2 separate regions of the Homo sapiens genome follow, and region 2 is linked to region 1. Evidence: chromatin contacts called from ENCODE Hi-C data. All regions are on one chromosome and are shown on one strand. The core of a region is the stretch at or near the end of the contact, and the rest is flanking DNA. Distances in the headings are between cores, read along the strand shown. Region 1 holds the start of CLN6 (CLN6 transmembrane ER protein). Region 2 overlaps SMAD3 (SMAD family member 3).

Region 1 (3,703 bases), core at 880-3,379:
ATGGGAAAGAGAGGGGGCTGATAATCCCACCGGACAGGGAGAATTCTCATCTTGTTCATTCAGAAAGGCCCAGCCCCCTGCCAGGTTGGACTCCCCTCCCCTCAAGGGGTAGCAGCGGACTCCAGAAAAAAGGCAGATGTGTTTGTATTTAAGAGATTGGAGGATTAAATGAGCTAGAGAGGCTCCCTCCACACGGCCTCATCCTCTGATGGCTGGAAGCCCACCTCTGAGTGTTATTAAATCGATGATGACATCATGGGCACTGCATGCCCCTCCCTCTGGAGCCCAGCAGGCTTGCAAAGCCTGCAGAGGATAAGAAATTGGGGTCAGAGCGGGAAGCCTCAATCCTTCTTCTCTGGTGTATACCGAGATCGATGTGTAGATCAGATTCACCAGAATTAAATCTGGGGCCCCGTCTGAGTGCTGTCCTTGGCTGACCCTTGGGCACAGTACTTCAGCTCAGGGCCTAGGTTTTTCTCTGCTACAAAACAGAGACAATCACCTGTTCTCCTTACGACCTGGTGTGTGTGGATCAAATGAAACAAGGAAAGCTTTAAAGCAAATGTGTTCTTCAGGGGACCAGGGGCGGAGGGGGGGGATTGAGGTGTGGCCTGTGGGCTGCTAGAGCCCAGGATGGGGCTGATGGAAAATGACTCCCAGGCAGGCAGTCCTAGCCTCCCACAGCCAAGAAAGGACATGCAGGTTCTGACCAAAGGGGAAAGAAATAAATCCAATAAACATCTCCCAAGAAGAAAGACAGGAAAGAAAATAGAATGGAAATAGGCATAGCTCAGACCCCTCATGGTCTGGGAAGCAGACCAAGGATACTGGGCAGGGGAATGGCACATTGCATTTGCATCTGAGGCACATCCCTTCCAAGAGGCACATCCCTTCTGCAGCGGCTTGAGGGCTGGGTGAGAGGAGACAGGACTGGAGACCTGCACATGTCGTGTGCGCCTGGTGTAGCACGGGGGTGGTGGGGAGAATGGGAGTTGGTTGCAGTTGTTCTAGTTAGCGGCCTGGGCTGCTGACAGTGACCGTGGGGAGGAGAGAGTTTGTGACATTGACAGTGGTGTGGAAGGTAACCTTTCTGTGGAGGGAAACCTCAGGTCTCGAGACGGGCTATTGTAAATAACTTAGTCCACCAGTGCTGGGCTCTCTGCTAAGAGTTTCATATAGTCATCACAACTCCAATGTAGTAGATGCAATAGGCATCTTCTTGTTACAGATGAGTAAACTGAAGCTGTGAGGGGTTGAGCCATTTGCCCGCATCACAGCTAGTTCAAAGTGGTACCACTAATGAAGTCCTGGCAATCTGCCCTGCAGGCTGTTCTCAGGTTTGACCTTTGGTTCTGTTTTTCACTTGAGGATGCTGTCCCCTTAGGTTCTGTCTGTCTTGTATGCTCCGGTGACTCACGAGCCTGTCCACTGGGTTCCCAGGTCTCGCCTCAGCTTCAGACCACCGGTCCAACAGCCTTCCTGACCCACCTCAAGCTTAATGCGTTCAAAGATGAATCTTTATTTACACGAAATCTGCTCTAGCCCACTTCCCGGGGGGTGCCTCCACTATCCACCCAGGGGCAGAATCCGGCCACTGCCTGAACTCTTCTCCCCTCACCCCCCACATCCAGAGTCCCAGTCACCATACCTCTCACACGACTCTAGATGTCACCAACTCGCTCCTTCCCACTGTCACCGCCAGCCCCTCACTAGAACATCTGCAACCCACGTGCTGCACCACGCGGGTGCTACACGTGCAGGTCTCCAGTCCTGCCTCCTCTCCTCCACCCGTAAGAACAAGGGAAATCCCACAGAACCCTCTGCCCCGGGGAGCATTTAAATCAGCTTAGTCTATCTCCAGGTCGCTACCCCGCCCCAGCCCAACACCCAGGCCTCAGTCACCCTAGACAGAGATTCCCGTACCCAGGCAGGCAAGGGACCCTAACACATCCCAGCCCGCTGGTGGTCACGCGCGCAGCCCGGACAGGCCAGCAGCCCCCGCCCCGCGAGGACGCCACACTCGCAGCGCCCGGCCCTCCCCTAGCGGAGCCCGCCCCGTCTCCCTCCGCCCCGCCTCCCTCCGCTCCGCTCCGCTCCGCTCCGCCCCGCCCCGGGTCCGCAGCCCCGCCTGTTCCTCCCGAGGGCCGCGCGCTCTCGCCGGCCCGCCCCGAACCGCCCCGCGCTGGGAATTTGCGGCGGCCTCCGCCGGGGCAGCCGAGCTGAACCGGTCTCTTCCTCGGAAAGGCAGGGCCGAGGGGCCTGCGGGGCAGCCATGGAGGCGACGCGGAGGCGGCAGCACCTGGGAGCGACGGGCGGCCCAGGCGCGCAGCTGGGCGCCTCCTTCCTGCAGGCCAGGTGGGCGCGCGCCGGGGTGAGAGGGCGGGCTAGGCGCCTGTGCGCTGGGGCCTCGGGACCCGCCACGTGACGCTCCTAGGGCTGCCGGGCGGGAACCTCGTGTGCGGCGCTGGCCGGGGCGGAGCGGAGCGCGGGGGGCTTGGAGGCGCGCTACCGTGGCGGCGGTGCCCCCGCGTTTCCTTCTCTGTCTGGGGAGCCTGGGGCCCAGCGGGGCTCGGCCTCCCCGCTTCGCCGTTGCTCGGGTGGGAGGAGCGCCCGCCCGAAGTTTGGGGTTTTCCTCCCTTCCCGCGTTCCAGCGACCCGGGCTGGCGCCGGGACAGCCGCTGCGCTGGGAGAGCTCCCCAGGGCGGTGGGTACACACACCTCGTCACTCGGACCCCCAACTTATCCGCAAGTTCCGGGCGCCACCTCCGCGTTCTCGGGGTCCCTCCAGCCCTGAGTAGGACTTGATTCTGTCATTTATCAGGAGGCTGTCTGCTTGACCTGGGGCACCCAAGAATGTGCGAATGTAATGGAAGAGACAGCGGGGAAGGGCGGAAGCTGCCGTCCAGAGAATGAATGAGGAGCCCTTCTCAGTTTTTGGTTTATCTCGTTGGGCGAGCAGAGCTCCATTCTACCTTCGTCCCGTTTTACTGACCAGAAACATTCACTGCATTCAGCAGGCATTCTTTAAGCGCCTGTGGTATGCCCAGCGCTGTGCCAGGCAGTAAGGGGGTAGGCAGGGTGAAGGTGGGAGAGGCTTACGGTCCTGTAGGGATCAGGAGAGACAGAGCCCAAGTGGGAGTGAGCGGTCATCTTGGAGGGCTTCATGGAGGAAGTGGCACTTGAGCTGAGTCTCAGAGGACTTGGTAGGGGACCCAGGGAAGACAGGCTGTTCCATCCAGGGAAACAGTGGGGAAGGGCAAGGAGTTTAGTGGTGCTGGAGCTTTCCGGCTGTAAAAGAAAGTGACAGGAGGATGCAGACTGATTGTGAAGGGCCTTTAATTGCAGCAAGTCTAGGACTCGAGTTGAGGACCTAGATTGCAAAACTTAGGGGTAGGCGCACTGCCGTGACCGTGAGTGCCGCCTCAAATGTTGGGCCTTGGAGGCCTTGCTTGTCTCACCCTAGTTCCTGTCCTAGGTGACAGGTTAAGGACACAGTCTTTATCCCATAGGCACTGGGGAGTCGTGAGAAGTTTCTGAGCACTAGCATGCGCAAAGTCCTTGTTAGGAAGTTTTTGGTACGACCTGGATGAAGGGAGAAGTCTGAGCGCTTGGGCTGAGGTGAGGGATGGCTCGTTTCTGCTGCTGCGGACATGCGGGCTGAGCAGCTGCGGACTGTGTCCGTTTTCACTTAGAAACAATGTAC
Region 2 (3,703 bases), core at 502-3,001, 1.1 Mb after region 1:
CCACCCCATGCCAACCCTCACCTCTTGGATCAGTAGCAGTGATAGATTCTTTTTTTAAACAATCAGAGCAAAAACTGTAACTCTTTTAATCAAGCAAGAAAAACAAGAAGACCTCAAAAAACTAATTAACTCTGAGATGTTCCCTGGGGTTCCAAGTTATCCCAGCTCCTAGATCAATAGGAAAACAAAACACGAGGCCTTGGGACAGGCTCTGTTTTCTCTGAATTGGAATGAAAGGGCACTTGCACACTTGAAGTTAGTGATTAGCTCTTTGCGACTGAAGACTCAAGGGTATTCCCTATCTGCAGAAAGTTCCGTCCGACGACGGCAAAACTTTATATAATTTGGACAGGACTTTGTTTTTAACCACTAAACATTTATAGAATTTTTATGTCTTCCTATATATATGCTTTCAGAGAAAGTTTCCAGCAGATTCAAAACAAGAGAGATGCACAAAGATACTAAACATGCAATTAAACTGCATATGGTTTTGAAGCTAGAACACAGTGAGAAACTTTAGAAAATTTCCCCTGAGGGAGGAGGCTCTCAGCGCTGTGCCCTGCCCCCACTTCAAACCCTAGGGCAAGTTGTTATCATTTTGTCAACAGGAAAATAAGACTGGTGGAGGGGTGGAGACAGAAATCGCAACTGCTTGAAACCTGAAACAACCTGGCTTGCATCACAAAATGTGTGGCCCTGGGCATGGCATTCAGAGGCCCAGACAGTCCCCCTGCTCTGTTTCTCAGGTCCTTTTGTCTCCTTGGGCCTCAATTTAACACCTCTTCCAAAGCTACCAGACTGCCACAATCTACTCAGGAGATACTCCAAACACAATTATAGCACTATCTCTCCACCTGACTGCAAGCTCCATGAGGGCAGACTTACCATCATGTCCTCAGAAGTCAGCAAGACATCATCAGTAAGTGTTCAGGAGTCTCACTTAGCGAAGGAAACCAGCAACCAACAAACATTAATCAGTAAGTTGGTGCCTAAGTAATGGCAGTTTTTGCCATTATTTTCAATGGCAAAAACTGCCATTACTTTTGCACTAACCCAAATAAAATTTACTAAGCACCTACCTCCATACTAATCACCCTGATGAGTCAAAGGAATAGCCTGGGCCCTTGACCTCGAGAGGCTTCTGAGGGTCCATTATTTCTGTCATTGACTGCATGTGATACAATACTGACCAACAAGATACCAGGAGGCTCCCGGGGAAGGTTTTCTTCCTAAAGAGACCCCCAAGGAATAGGAGCCCTTTTCTGCCCTTGGATGCAACGTTTATAGACGGTAATATCTGCAACAGTTGTGGCCACCCTTGGACCAACAGGAGACAAGCTTGAAGAGAATATGGCCAGGAGGAAAGATGTAAGGCTCCTGAGACCTTCTGATGCCTGACTTTCCTGCTTCTAGCCTTCTTAGTGGAAGTAATAAGCCCTCTTATGATTGAAGCTATTTGTTGGGTTTCAAGTCACTTTTGGCCAAAAGCATCCTGATACAGCAATGCTGGGCTCCGATACAGAATGTGGGATGGACTCACGACGGAAGGGGCCAACTGGCTTACTGCGGCACACAGGCATGAAGGACTGAGGGCCTCAGCTGGGGAAGGGAGGCTGGCAAGGGTAAGAAGAGCTGTAACTCAGGAGACTCAAAAGCCGCTTCCAGCCTTACCCACAAGATGGCCTAGTCATCCCCATGACACCAGGGCTCAGTTCCCACGATGACTATCTGATGCACTGGAGCATAAGTAATGAATACTCTCTGTCCATGCCACCCCCACACATGCCTCCGCGTGTCTGTGGGGTAGCAAAAGGGGAAATGCATCGTGTTCTATTTATAAGACCCAGCTGAGCCACAAAGGCTAACGACAGGGGCACTGTAGTATCAGCTGAAGCTCTCCAAACAGGTGCCAAGTTTGGTTTGAATTTATATTTCACATTTCTCAGGCTGAAACCGTTCCTCTCTGTCATTCCAACTGCTCTCCTTGGAGCTCACCCGACATGGCCTCGCCCACAGCAACAGTCTGGTTGGAGAGTTGAGAGAACTCAAGTCCCTCTCCAGACTTCCAATAAATTATCTGGGGCAAGAGAAGGAGGATGAGGTTTGGATGATCGCGGAAACAAACCCTGAGAGCCCAAAGCAGGAGTGAAACAGCACAGCCCTTACATGTTCTCTGCAGAATTCCGTTGGCAGGGAGGGGTTATTCGGGGCCACGTGCTTGCTCCGCAGCGGCCCTGGCACATTCCATGCACTGACCACAATCAAAGAGAAAGAAAAGGCATGCTTACTGTTATTTTTAATTCCTTCCTCAAGGCCTTCCAAAATTCTTCAGCAGGATTATCCACTAAACTTTCACCACTCCCAGCCAATAGTCCCTTTGAAGCCCAGAGCTAAAGTAAAGTGGAGAGCAGGAAAAGTCAGGTCCCAGAAGTCTCTGCTCTTGGCCATTAAATATCATCCAAGTTGCACTGGGCCTAGTGGCATCTCCCGGACTTCAAAGGGACAGGGCCTGATGATGGTGCCGACATAGTAGAGCCACGTGAATGCCCTGCCACTGCCACCCCCACCTGCTCCATACACACCTGACCTTGACCTCCACCTCCTTTCCCTTCAGTAGTAGACATCAGCATAGCCAAATGTTCCCTAACTCATACTCCAGTTAATTAAGCTCTAGTGCTAACTTTACCATGTTTTCAACATCTCGTCCAGTTTTAAAATATTACATTGCCAACTTGTTGCATGACCTTGGGCAAGTCCTTTCACTTAGAATAGCAGGACATAATTTGCACATTCCCTTCCACTTAAGCAACAGCACATGAGCTGGCGGATCCAATTCTCCATTACCTTGGTCAGGTATCAAGACCAGAGGCAGGGTGACTATTACCCAGGTTTGCCTGGACGGTCCTGATTTATGGCCAAGGACCGTAATTAATAGTGGCCATAATTAATAATGCTGCCCCTTTTCACTCTTGGAAACATCCTGGTTTGTTTGATAAATTATGTAGTCACCCTAGATTCTAGAAGGTGTAGAGCTTCAGTGGCAAATCCAGCTCCAGCCCTTAGCCTGAGACTTAAAGCAACTTACCTAAGTAATCTGAACCTTGTTTCTGTCATTTACCAAATGAGAATAATGATAGCAGTGTCATAGCTTTTTGTATGAGGACAACAATGGCCATCCTTTCTTGAGGGGCTATGGGGTAGAGCTCAGAGAACTAGGAACCAGAGACCAGAGTTAAGATTCCTGTTCTGCCACTGACCCCTCAATGCTTCAGCCTCCTCCTCTGTAAACATAAATACATAAGTACCCAGAGTACTGTAGGTAAGTAAATAAGATCAAGGAGATCACCCCCTCTGGCATACACTCAGCATGCAGTTGACACTCAGTCCATGCAACACGTACCAGGATCACCCCATGTGAGTGGGCTTAGGTGATTTGCTAACAGTCAACACTGCTGACTCGACCATCTTCTGAGTCAAATGCTTGGACATGGCCAAGAGTAACAGCTCACCTAAGCTTCTAGTACAAGGCACCAGAGCCTATGTGCCCCGAGCTCATATTCCAATATAATTTTGTGCAATATTTATGATTGTCTCTAAGGTCTCTGTGGAAATCTGGGTGTGAACTTAGAAGCCTTAACTCCCATCTCTGTCAGAAAGGGTTTTTAGCAGTATTAGTGAGTTCTACACCATAAAGAAATAATAT

The links. Hi-C counts contacts between places; a loop is a spot of excess contacts on that map. Pooled maps may share reads with other maps.
Region 2: a pooled map shows a loop between it and region 1 (3-fold over the local background). The contact joins the enhancer-like site here to the promoter of CLN6 in region 1. A Hi-C loop is called at or near these places in 2 of 37 single-sample maps with no recorded cell type and 4 of 50 pooled maps.

Annotation. Positions count from the first base shown.
Region 1 is chr15:68,228,154-68,231,856 of GRCh38, reverse strand. CLN6 (CLN6 transmembrane ER protein) reads left to right here and starts at 2,129. Exons shown (of 7, transcript NM_017882.3): 1 at 2,129-2,355. The coding sequence starts at 2,273. RefSeq lists enhancers at 1,385-1,434, 2,665-2,744, 2,775-2,844 and silencers at 2,086-2,265, 2,035-2,624.
Region 2 is chr15:67,079,284-67,082,986 of GRCh38, reverse strand. All of the region lies in intron 1 of SMAD3 (SMAD family member 3), which reads right to left. Among named protein-coding and RNA genes, the nearest start is that of SMAD3, 16 kb to the right of the region's middle. RefSeq lists an enhancer at 645-784. Within about 2 kb of position 1,751, at least 33 of the 41 ENCODE cell types and tissues checked have a DNase peak (open chromatin) inside an H3K27ac peak, as active enhancers do.